3 separate regions of the Homo sapiens genome follow, and all the other regions are linked to region 1. Evidence: chromatin contacts called from ENCODE Hi-C or POLR2A ChIA-PET data. All regions are on one chromosome and are shown on one strand. Each heading gives the region's core, a stretch centred on a gene start or an enhancer-like site at or near the end of the contact. The rest is flanking DNA. Distances are from core to core; before and after follow the strand shown. Region 1 holds the start of SYNJ2BP (synaptojanin 2 binding protein). Region 2 holds the start of TTC9-DT (TTC9 divergent transcript). Region 3 has its middle 21 kb from the start of ADAM20.

Region 1 (4,030 bases), core at 645-3,144:
TGGTATTAGTGATGAGTTATATTCCGATAAGTAAAACCAACTTCCAATTTTTAATAATAGAAAGGAAGGCAGGGCACAGTGGCTCACACCCGTAATCCCAGCACTTTGGGAGGCAGAGGTGGGTGGATCATTTAAACTCAGGAGTTTAAATGAGACCAGCCTGGGCAACGTAGTGAAACATCGTCTCTACCAAAAATACAAAAAAATTAGCCGGGCGTGGCAGTGCACACCCATGGTATCGGTTACTCAGGAGGCTGAGGTGGGAGGATTGCTTGAGCCTAAGAGGGAGAGGCTGCAGTGGGCTGAGATCGTGCCACTGCACTCTAGCCTGGGCAACAGAGTGAGACCCTGTCTCAAAAAAAAAAAAAAGAAAAGAAAAAGAAAGAAAGAAAAGAAAAGAAGACACAAAGTATGGATAATTCTGAAAGTTATATTTTATAAAGAATAATCTATCCATGATTAAGCTACTGCAGAACTGCAGATGAGAAAAGGTGATGGACTGTCCTAGGTAGTGGCAAGGGAAACAGGAGTGAAAGAATTTCAGGAACATTTCAGAGATGGAGCTCAGAGTACTTGATGATTTATTAGAGACTCTTGGAATACAGTATTAGTAGGATTTACTGTGTCAGTTTAGCTATTTATCCATTAACAGTAACAATAGTAGGAAACACATACTGTTTACCATAGGTCAAGCAATGTTGTAAACATTTTACATGGATTAACTCATTTCATTCTCACAACACTATGAAGTATATTTATAACCATCCCCATTTTAGAGATGATAAACTAAGGCTTACATCAGTTAAGTTAGCCAATAAGTATCAAGAATCAGTAAGAGGTTAGATACAAGATTTAGACCCAGATACTGTAATTCCAAAGCTAAAGAGCTCTTAATTGATCAACTAAATAGTTGTAAAGGAAAGTAAACAAAGTCGAAAGCAGGCAGAATGTAGTAATGTCAAGAGCCCGGTTTAATGAAGAGCCACAGTGGGGGAAGAGGATAGCAGTTTGGCTGCTCAAAATCACATGAGGTGTTCATAAAAAATAAATAAATAAATAAAATAAATCTGTATTAAATCCAAATCCCTGCAGATGGGAGATAAGATTTAACTTTTTATTTTCTTTTTTTTTTTTTTTTTTAAAGCCCTGGGTAATTTTGTGGCGGAACCAAGTTTGGGAACCTGTGTAATAAAAGATTTCTAAGGGCTCTTCCTGCTTTAACATTCTAGTTGACATTGTAAATGAAGTTCCCAGAAATCAAAGGAGCGAGGGAGGGATCCTAGCTGCAGGAAAACGGCTATGCATTCAGAGTCCACACCGTTTATGCTCCCATTTTACTAAACGGTCCCTCATAGGGGGAGGGATAGAACAGGCAACGGAAAGAAGGATGTGGTATCCACGATAAGCAGGCTAAAAAAGCAGGCTTTTAAAAAGGCTTTTCTAGCACGATTTGCACAAAGAACCCCTTCTTGACTATATATATTTGTGTTCATCCAACTGGATTTTGAGGTGGATTCCTCAGACCCGTATCTGGCTAATGATGGATTTCAATATATTTTCTCTAAGCACCCCGAAGCGTTGCACGAAACCTCTAGGTTGTGGCCTGCCCGCCCCGAGGCCAGGTGAATCCGGCTCAGCAGCAGAGGTGTCTGCAATTACACCCTCTAATCCCCTACTGTCAGATATGACCCTTTCCGCACATACCTGAGGGCCCTCTGGTAAGATTGATCTCTTCCTCAGTGACCAAATAATCCACTCTTCCGTTCATGTTTTACAGCTCGTCTGGCTTCCTACTTGGGTCAGCTGGAGTGCAGCACAGGTGAAGGTGAATCAATCTCGGCGCTGCGCCCACAGCACAGCGGTTTCGGTTTCAGCAGCCTCGAGACCCGGAAAAGGAAGCCCGAAGGACTCGGAGCACTGGGAATGCTGGGAATCGTGGTTCCTACCGCCAATGGATTGCAGTTTCTCACCGGTTCCCAAAGCCAAGCATGAGGTGAGCAAGGGGCAAGTTACCATTCTAATTTGCCATTGGAAGCAAGTGGGAAGGGGGTGGCTAGTAAAAGTAAGGGACCTAAATAAATTGATATTGTCGAGAAAAAAAATTTTAAAAAAATCTCCTGCCATCCTAGAAAATCTCCACAAATGTAGAAAAGAAAAAAAAGGTGTATTATTCTGTAAGCATCGAACCAGACCGGAATGGGTGTTACAGGCAATCCACTAATGAGATTGCAAAGAGAGACAAAAATCTCACATTTTATGTAGCCAAAGCACACGCATCTTCTCATGTAAGACGAGTTAACATGGTTTGGTATTCAATTTTTGGTAGTTCACCGTTGGAGTGGCCGCCTGTGTTGGTTAATTGCCTTTATCCAAAGGAAAAATAAAACGTTATCTCTGTGACAAACAGGTACTTACGGCTTGGAGCAAGGCGCTTCGGGTAACTCCCGCGAGCCTGGAACATAGGGGCACTGTCTACCTTGATACTTAAATTTCAAGGAGTTGGCTCCCGGGACCTGACGAAAACAATTCCTGGGTTTTATCTGACAAGAGGCTTATTTAGCTTTTAAAAAGATACACACACACACACACACTACACACGGATTATAATTACAATTTGCTCAAGAAAATGTTTTAAGAAAGGGGGGTGGGGGAATGTCTCATTCTTTTGGCAACTGGGAAAATTCAATCTTTTTAATGTTTTAACTCTTACAATAAGGTTAACGCATGGCTTAGGTATAACTTTAGGCCAGTCTTCCTGACTTTTGGAATGAGACATTCCAAACTGAACTTGAATGAAACTTCAGGGGTCAAAAACACAAAAGCCTAAAGAGCCAGGAAGGTGACAACCTTGTGAAGCAACCTGGAGTTAGACCACAGGGATTGGTGGGGATCTTAGAGGACTAGAAAGTGCAAGGCCAATGTAAAGACATTTAAATTTAGAGTAAAAAACCAAAGCAGCAGCTACTATGTTTACCAAACAGAAGGAGATAGGGGCAGATTCGGCAGGAAGACCTCTTATTTGCTCACTCTGAGAGAAGTTAAGATGGAATAGTGGAGGCTGAGCACAGTGGCTCACGCCTGTAATCCCAGCACTTTGGGAGGCCGAGGCGGGTGGATCACCTGAGGTCAGAAGTTCAAGACCAGCCTGGTCAACATGGTGAAACCCTGTCTCCACTAAATATACAAAAAATTAGCTCGGTGTGGTTGCAGGTACCTATAATCCCAGCTACTCGGGGGGCTGAGGCAGAAGAATCGCTTGAACCCGGGAGGCGGAGGTTGCAGTGAGCCGAGATTGCACCATTGCACTCCAGCCTGGGCAACAAGAGCGAAACTTTGTCTCAAAAAAAAAAGATGGGATAGTGGAAATAACACAGATTATGACTTACAACTTGGGCTCAAGTTTCCATTCCATTCCCTTAAACTTGTCTGTCTTTGAGCAAGGAATCCAACATCTCTGAACTCTGTTTCCCCATCTTAAAATGGGATTGATAGTAGCTCTTCATATGTTGGTTGGATGAGTGAATAAAATGATCATTATAAAAGGCAGAGAATGATAAATTAAAAAAATGTGTAATATAAATAAATGACATTGGGGGCTGGGCGGGGTGGCTCACACCTGTAATCCCAGCACTTTGGGAGGCCAAGGTGGGCAGATCACTTGAGGTCAGGAGTTCCAGAGCAGCCTGGCCAACATGGTGAAACCCCATCTCTACTAAAAATACAAAAAAATTAGCTGGGCGTGGTGGCGCAGGCCTGTAGTCCCAGCTACATGGGAGGCTGAGGCAGGAGAATCACTTGAACCCAGGAGGCGGAGGTTGCAGTGAGTGGAGATCGTGCCACTGCACTCTACGCTGGGTGACGGAGCAAGACTCCATCTCAAAAAATAAATAGATAAAATAAAATAAATGACATTGGAATGTCAAGAGAGAAAAGATCAAATAGAAATGGGGGGAAAATCAAGAAATCATCAATGAGGAGATTTGTAAGGAAAAAAACACAAGGTTTCTTTTAGACCACTGTGGGGACGGTG
Region 2 (4,030 bases), core at 699-3,198, 220 kb after region 1:
TATATGTAAGTGATATCTATTATTTTTATCTCAGTGTTATTTATAATAGCAAAATCTTTCTGACTATAGAAGAATGCTTAAGTACACTATGGTACACTTACAGTGGAATTTTTTTTTTTTTTTTTTTTTTTGAGATAGAGTCTCCCGCTGCGGCCCATGCTAGAGTGCAATGGCACGCTCTTGGCTCACTGCAACCTCTGCCTCCCGGGTTCAAGCGTTTCTCCTGCTCAGCCTCCCAAGTAGCTGGGATTACAGGCAGCCACCACCATGCCCAGCTGGTTTTTGTATTTTTAGTACAGATGGGGTTTCACCATGTTAGCCAGGCTGGTCTTGAACTTCTAGTCTCAGGTAATCCACCCACCTCCGCCTCCCAAAGTGCTGAGATTACAGGCGTGAGCCACTGCACCCGGCCACTTACAATGGAATATTGTACAGAATATTAAAAATTAGGCTTTAAAAGAATATTTAATTACATATAATGTAAAGTAAAAAGCACAGGAAGCAAGCCTGGGGAACATTGCAAGACCCTGTCTCTACAAAAAAAATAATTAACCAGGGGTAGTGGTGTGCACCTATAGTTGCAACTTCTCAGGAGGCTAAAGTAAGAGGTGAGAGGATCCCTTGAGCCCAGGAGTTTGAGGCTGCAGTGAGCAATTATCATGCCACTGCACTGCAGCCTGGGTGACAGAGAAAGACCCTGACTCAAAAATAAAAAAGAAAAGAAAACAACAACAACAACAACAAACAGTAAATGAATTGTGTATATTGTTCCATACCACTTATGTTGGCTAAAAGAGCACTTTTTACAAATATAGATGCCTAGGAAACAACTGGTAGGAATTACATCAAAATATTAACAAAGAATACAACTGGGTGTAGACTGGGGGGTTCTTTATACTTTACTGTATTTTCCAAAGTCTCTACAGCAGTGTTTCTCACACTTTAATAGGTAAACAAATCACCCAGTATGCTCGTTAAAATGCAGCTTCTGGGTTAGTAGGTGTGGGATTTTCAGATTCTGCATTTCTGATAGGTTCTCCTGTGATGCTGATGATATTGGCCCAAGGTCTACATTTTGAGTAGGAAGGTTTTAAAGCAGCATATCTGAACCAATATACTGGTTAACTGAGACCCACCCTCAGAGTTTCTGATTTCTTAAGTCTGGAGTAGGATCCTAGGATTTGCATTTCTAACTGTTTCCCAGGTGATGCTGACACTGCAGGTCTGGGGCCAGCACTCTGACAACCGGTGCTCTAGAATCTTTCTTTTTCTTAACATTAAGGAAGGGAGGGCACTAAAAAATATGTCAGGCTTCTCCATTGACTCCAAAATCAAATCCAAACTCTTCATCCAAAAGCCCCCATAATCCAACCCCGTCATTTCCCACTACTTCTCATTAGGCTATAAAATCAAACCACTATGCCCTAAACACACCTGAGATTTCAAACATCAGGACTTCCGCTGGATTTCCTCACTCCGGCTATGCCACTTCCTTCTACTTCTTCATGCCAAATCCTACCCAGCCTTCAAGGTCCTCAAATGCTATTTCCTCCATAAAGCCTCCTGATCTACCACTACTCAAAAAGCTACCTCTCCCTCCCCCCCTCAGGGCTGCACAGCACTTTTCGTTCCTCCCCAATGACAGGCACCATCTGTACCTGGTCCAGCGACTCTACCGGTGGGTGGTGTATCTTCGCCTGTAGACTGGGAGTTTCTTGAGGTCAGGGGAGTGACTTGCCTATCTTTGCCTCTTAGCCTTAGCAGATCCCCAGTAGACAGCTGACACTCAGAACCGACCAAAAGAAGGAAGGAATGGGACCTCCTGAGGAAGGGCACAGAACTGTCCTGTAAATGGAAACTAGACCGGACGCACGCCAAGCCGATGACCCACAGTAACAGGTGTTCTCCATCTCTGATGTCTGTGATTCATCCTGCACAGCTGCGCGCACACAGCACACGCATACACAGGCTCCCAGAATACGGCGCCCCACACGCTGTACCGCCCGTCGCGTTCTGGACGCCCCGGCGACCACACACACCGAGACACACCTCAGCGACAACCTGGATCCACAAAAAGGAGGCCCTGCCCCCTTAAAAAATACTAACACCTTACTGCAAAGAACTAGCAGCTACGGCTTGCGCCTGCGCCCCTTGTTCCCTGCCGCACCTTTTCTTGTAGTTAAGAAATCTATTTCTGCACGCATTTCGTCGCCGCCGCCCCCCATCCCTACACGCACGCACACACACACACACACACGCACACACACACACTCCCCTTCCCCTACACCTACCCCCCTCCCCCCACCTCCTTTCAGACTAGGCGCGCCTCGCAGAGCGGGATTGAATGGGAAAGAGCGGGGCCGTCTTTGTCATTAATCCTCCCCTCCTTCGGGCAAGCCAAGCTTCTTCCGGGTCAGCGACCATCCCCGCCACCCCACTCGGGGCCACGGTCCCCCCGCAGCGCTAGTCCCGGGCCCGCGAGCACCGGCCCCCGCCACCCGCAGGTTGCGGAGGGAGGAGGGCGGGAGCGGGCGGCGCGGAGCCGGGAGGCGGGGGAGGGGCCGGCGTCCGAGGCGGCGGCGGCGGCGGCTGGAGCAGCCTCTGGCAGCAGCGGGGAGAATGGGAGTGCGGGGCGCCAGACCGCCGCGGGGTGTCACGGCCGCCACGAAGCCTGCGAGGCGCGGGGCCGGCGCCCGCGGCTTTTAAACCCGGGAAGGCGCGGCGGCGGCGGCGGCGGCGGGCAGATCGCGGCGCGCACCAGGCGCCGGGGCGGCGGCCGAATGGAGAGAAAGGGCTCGGCGGCCGGGGCCAAGGGGAACCCGAGCCCGCCCGCGGCCGGAGAGGGGCAGCGGCCACCGCCGCCGCTGTGCGTCCCGGGCGGCGGCGGAGGAGCCCCAGCGAGGGGCCAGGTCGGGGCGGCGGCCGAGCCGGCCGAGCTCATCCGACGAGCGCACGAGTTCAAAAGCCAAGGGGCGCAGTGCTACAAGGACAAGAAATTCCGTGAAGCCATAGGCAAATACCACCGGGCGTTGCTGGAGCTGAAGGGGCTGCTGCCGCCCCCCGGGGAACGGGAGCGGGACTCGCGCCCGGCCTCCCCGGCTGGGGCCCTGAAGCCCGGCCGCCTCTCGGAGGAGCAGAGCAAGACGGTGGAAGCCATCGAGATCGACTGTTACAACAGCCTGGCAGGTGAGCCGCGCCGCGCCCCCCGCGCCGCGGTCCCCGTTCTTCGGCCCGGTCCCTCCGCGGACCACTGCGGCGCTCCCGCGGTGCAGATTCTCCTGCTGTGACTGTGTTGCTCTGGGGAGAACCCGGGAGGGAGGCGCTTTGGAAAAAGTGTGACTTTCAGGATTATGCCTTTCAAAGGCCATAATCATCTCTTGTCCCTTCGCTAGCATACATCGTAAATCTCACCTAGAAATGACTGGAAGGGGACCCAGCTGGCCTGGCTATGGCTGCTGCTGCTACTGCTCACCAGTGGACCTGGGTCCAAAATGCGGAAGCAGCGCCCGGGGTGGGCCCCCGCAGCCACCGCTAGCCCAGCTTTTTCCTGCGGGTGGGTCCCAAGGGAGGCCACGCACCTGTCTGCTCTCCTTAGGTAGCATGAGCACCAGGATTGGTCCTCGCCTTTTCCCCAACTAACCGCATCCCTGTAGGTAAGATCTTCCCCAAGTTTTTTGGCCCCAGTAGCAAAGGGGAGTTTGACACCATGCCTTCAGCATCTTGAGCAAAATGGATTCCAGAATGCCACTTTCTTCTCTCTGAGCTCTGCTGGGGCTCCCGGTTGCCAGGTGAAGATCTCTATCTCAAAAGAAGCTTGGTTCATGGTTGGGCTTGAACTATGCTGCATTCTCCCTCTCCTCCCTGCCCGTTTCTCACTATGTGTAGCATCAGTCCTCACGCCAGCTGGCTGCTAGGGGTGAAGGAAAAGGGGGCCCTACTCTTGGGCAAAGAAGGTGTACATTCCAACATTCCCTTTGGGGATAAGAGCCAAAATCAGGGATTTAAAAATTGTTTAATTTAGGCGCAGGAA
Region 3 (4,030 bases), core at 946-3,445, 140 kb after region 1:
AAACTGGTATAAAAGGAACATACCTCAACATAAAAAAAGCCACCATATATGACAGACCCACAGCTAGCATCATGAATGGGGAAAAACTGAAAGCCTTTCCTTGAAGGTCTGGAACACGACAAGGATGCCCACTGTCACCACTGTTATTCAACATTGTATTGGAAGTCCTAGCTAGAGCAATCAGACAAGAGAAAGAAGTAAAGGGCATCCAAACTGGAAAGGAAGAAGTCAAATGATTATTGTTGACTGATGATATTACCTTATATTCGGAAAACCTAAAGACTCCACCAAAAAACTATTAGAACTGATAAATTTAGTAAAATTGCAGGGTACAAAAATTGGTAGCATTTCTATATGATAACAGTGAACAATCTGAAAATGAAATAAAAAAGTAATCCCATTTACAATAGCCACAAATAAAATAAAATACCTTATAGAATGGCTGCTATCAGGAAAATATAAGATAACAAATGTTGGTGTGGATGTGGAGAAATGGAGCCCTTGTACGCTGTTGGTGGGAATGTAAATTGGCATGGCCATTATGGAAAAAAGTATGGAGATTCCTTAAAAAATTAAAAATAGAACTACCTACTAACTAGAACAATTAACAACTCCACTTATAAATATATATCCAAAGGAACTGAAATCAGGATCTCAAAGAGATAACTGCACTCTCATGTTCACTGCAGCATTATTCACATAGCTAAGATATGGAAACAATCTAAATGTCTGTCGACAGATGAATGGATAAAGAAATTGTGATAGACACACACACACACAGACACACACACACACGGGAATATTATTCAGCCTTAACAAAGAAGAATATCCTGCCATTTACAACAACACAGATAAACCTGGAGGACATCATGCTAAATGAAATAAGCCAGATGCAGAAAAACAAATACTGCTTGATCTCTTATAAGTGGAATCTAAAATAGACTCACAGAAGCAGAGAATAGAATAGTGGTTGCTAGGAGCTAGGGGTAGGAGGAAATGGGAAGACATTGGTCAAGGAGTACAAAGTTTTGTTAAGAGTTGAGGGTGTCCAGGTTCTTGGCATCTTGAAAAAATTGGACAAAACGTACAAACAGAGCAAGGAAGGAACGAAGGGATTTATTGAAAATGAAAGTACACTTCACAGTGTGGGAGAGGGCCCGAGCATGGGGGCTCAAAGGCGTCGTGACAGAATTTTTAGGAGTTTAAATACCCGCTAGAATATTCCATTGGTTGCTTCGGGTATGCCCTATGTAAATGGAGAGGATGAAGTGAAGTTACGAAGTCATTTACGGTGTACGCCCGATGGAGAGAATATTTCCAGTTATAGCTGAAGTGTGAATCGCCCTTATGTTCCTGGCCTTCGGACCCTATTTACCTGCCTCAGTTTCAGTAACGAAAGTGAATAAGTTCTGGAAATGCAATGTACAACAAACAATATGACTATCGTTAACAGTATTGTATTTTATACTTGAAATTTACTAAGCAGGTAGATCTGATGTGTTCGCACCACAAAAAAAAGAAAAGAAATGAAATGATAACTGTGTGAGATGTAGATATATTAATTAGCTTGACTGTGGTGATTACTTCATAAGGCAAGTGTATATCAAATCATCAAGTTGTATACCTTAAATATATACAATTTTAACTGTCAATTTTTTAAAAAAAGGTGAAAAATCACACTGTTTAGAGAATTTTCTATAACATGCACACTATTTACTGCAGGAATTTGGTGAAAATATACGAACACCCTCTTAGTCTTTCTTGGGAAACTCTTGCATTAAATCCCTTTTACGGACAGCCAGCAGCTAGATTTAGCAAACCTTTATCAGTTCTCTGTGGAAACAACTTATTGAAAATTTAGTTTTACCTTCTTTTTTTCACGACAGACATTAAGGCGTGAACCAGCCTTGGCTATAATTTTCCATAGCCTCTTACAGTGTGGCCAAGATTCCCTACGTTTCTCTCTTCTGAATTTACTTTAATTTCCATCACCTCAGTGCAACTTTTTCTGCTGTCTCTACTCGTCCCTCTGCACCCTCTTACTTCTCCCTTTCAAACCACTTAGTTTCTGGTTCAATTCCCTCTTGTTTTCACCATCTACTTTCTCCGTTAAACCTCTCTCCTGCCAGCTTCCTCTCCCTAGAATCCCAGCCTTACCTGCAACAGTTCCTTTTAACGGACCAAGGACGAGAAACCACTCCCCGGATGCGGTGGCGGCCAACAAACCCACGAGGCAGGGCTCCCTCCTCCGAAGAGCATTTTCCGACTCTAGTCTCCAACGCCCACTTTCCTAGCAGTCACCAACCAAGTCTTTCCAGAAGGCAGCTGCCTGAAACATGTGCAGCCGGAAGGCTGCAGCAGGACGCTCTCCTGCTGTTCGGGAGACGCTCCTGGTCCCTGCCAGCGGCGCACAAACCAGGCCCTACTGGCGCTCTGCCCCGCCCAAGTGGTGATTCCCCAGAATTTTCCCAGGCGAAGTGGGGCCTTCAACAAGTCTGAGGGCTGTCTTAATGGCCTGCACCTGCCGGCGCCATACCCACATCATTGGTTTAAGGCCTAAAAGGCTCTTCCTTTCCAGGCACCTCCTAGTGTTCACCTGCACGGAGCAGTACGCTCCCCACGAGGAAAAGCCCTTTGTCCAAGATGACTGCTACTATCACGGTTATATGGAGCCCCCAGCCCCGAGTCTCTGGGAGTTCTCAGCACCCCTTTGGAAAACTATGGAGGGATGCACAGATACAGATAACCAAGCAAACTTATGAAATCGAGCCCATAAGGCATTTTACCACATATGTTCGAACACCAGATAAGATAGGATTCAATTGTCGCCATGAAATTGGCTTAACAAAAGAGGAAATACAGTTGACGCTTGAATAACGTGGATTTGAACTGTACAGGCCCACTCATGTGCGATTTTTTCAATAAATACAGTCGGCCCTCTGCAAACGCAGATGCAGAAAATACAGTATTCACAGAATGTGAAACCCACATATATGGAAAACCAACTTTTCGTATACACAGGTTCTGCAGGGCCAACTACAGGACTTAAGTATGCATGGATTTAGGTATACATGGGAGTATACCTCAAAAAACAAAAAGAAAGTGCGAGGTGGTGCCCTGAGGATCCCTGTGTATCAGATAGGACACTTTGTGGTCTACAGTGTCTACTCCTATCATAAAATATGCAACAGTCACAATAAACGATGTTGATATATTTTTGGCCAGACAGCAAGGAATGCCTCTCTGAGCTGCCATAAAAATTAATATACAAGGAGATCATTTCAGTCCCTGTGGCATGGAAGGTTTAATATACAAAAGATGCCCTTCGTCAAATAATTTGTGTGAGAGTGCACTGTGAAAACATATAAACAATTTCCAAGGTAAAACAACATAATGCTATAATTAAAAAATCAGTTAATGGTCCCAGGTGTTGGGGAACTATTACTTTGGAAGGGATACAGTTGATATTGGGCAAGTAAAAGACGGCACTTTGTGTGGTCTAGAAAAGATATATATGAGAAGGAGCTATGTCAATTATTCTATATATGACTGCAAATTGGAGAAATGTCATAAGATTGCCACGGTTTATATGGGTGGACCCTACCTACTGTGAGTTTACCGGCTATGGAAGAAGCTCAAACAGTGGTTCAGCTCTATGGGGTAGTCTCCTTCCCCAACTATTAACAATTCTTTGCACCGTAATTCTACTCACACTCTTTTGCCTTGCCTCATTATCTTACACTTTTATCAGAGTACTGCTTTCAACAAAGTTTTTACTCAAGAAAATGTCATTAGGATTTAAATAGGAAATAGAAGTATTACAAAGTATTCACTTATTCAAAGAAAACATTTTTGGAAAGAGAAGATAGTGCATGATCACTGTCCAGTGACTTCCAGGTCATTAATTAAGACAAGCTTGTCCATGGGCTGCATGTGGGCCAGAATGGCTTTGAATGCAGCCCAACACAAATTCATAAACTTTCTTAAAACATTTTTTTTTTTTTGCAATTTTTTTAGCTCATCAGCTATT

What was found. Hi-C counts contacts between places; a loop is a spot of excess contacts on that map. ChIA-PET counts read pairs that join two places held with the same protein, here RNA polymerase II (POLR2A). Pooled maps may share reads with other maps.
Region 2: a loop to region 1 is called in a pooled map, with 2.7 times the contacts of the local background. The contact joins the promoter of TTC9-DT here to the promoter of SYNJ2BP in region 1. A Hi-C loop is called at or near these places in 2 of 50 pooled maps. POLR2A ChIA-PET finds 5 or more read pairs at or near these places in 2 of 52 experiments (H1 and activated naive CD8-positive, alpha-beta T cell).
Region 3: a pooled map shows a loop between it and region 1 (2.1-fold over the local background). The contact joins the enhancer-like site here to the promoter of SYNJ2BP in region 1. A Hi-C loop is called at or near these places in 2 of 168 maps with a recorded cell type or tissue (PC-3 and mammary epithelial cell), 1 of 37 single-sample maps with no recorded cell type and 7 of 50 pooled maps. POLR2A ChIA-PET finds 5 or more read pairs at or near these places in 1 of 52 experiments (activated CD4-positive, alpha-beta T cell).

What each region holds. Positions count from the first base shown.
Region 1 is chr14:70,415,196-70,419,225 of GRCh38, forward strand. It overlaps SYNJ2BP (synaptojanin 2 binding protein), which reads right to left and starts at 1,895. Exons shown (of 4, transcript NM_018373.3): 1 at 1,705-1,895. The coding sequence starts at 1,768. SYNJ2BP-COX16 (SYNJ2BP-COX16 readthrough) reads right to left here and starts at 1,895. Exons shown (of 5, transcript NM_001202549.2): 1 at 1,705-1,895. The coding sequence starts at 1,768. LOC124903339 (a long non-coding RNA gene) reads left to right here and starts at 1,890. Exons shown (of 2, transcript XR_007064237.1): 1 at 1,890-1,993. RefSeq lists enhancers at 1,671-1,750, 1,682-2,881, 1,861-1,970.
Region 2 is chr14:70,639,350-70,643,379 of GRCh38, forward strand. It overlaps TTC9-DT (TTC9 divergent transcript), which reads right to left and starts at 1,949. Exons shown (of 3, transcript NR_110071.1): 1 at 1,659-1,949. TTC9 (tetratricopeptide repeat domain 9) reads left to right here and starts at 2,567. Exons shown (of 3, transcript NM_015351.2): 1 at 2,567-3,186. The coding sequence starts at 2,781. RefSeq lists enhancers at 1,462-1,641, 1,742-2,001 and silencers at 2,472-2,621, 2,842-3,031, 3,052-3,121.
Region 3 is chr14:70,553,761-70,557,790 of GRCh38, forward strand. It overlaps a transcript of ADAM20 not described here and the pseudogene LOC100420563. Among named protein-coding and RNA genes, the nearest start is that of ADAM20, 21 kb to the left of the region's middle. Within about 2 kb of position 2,196, at least 2 of the 41 ENCODE cell types and tissues checked have a DNase peak (open chromatin) inside an H3K27ac peak, as active enhancers do.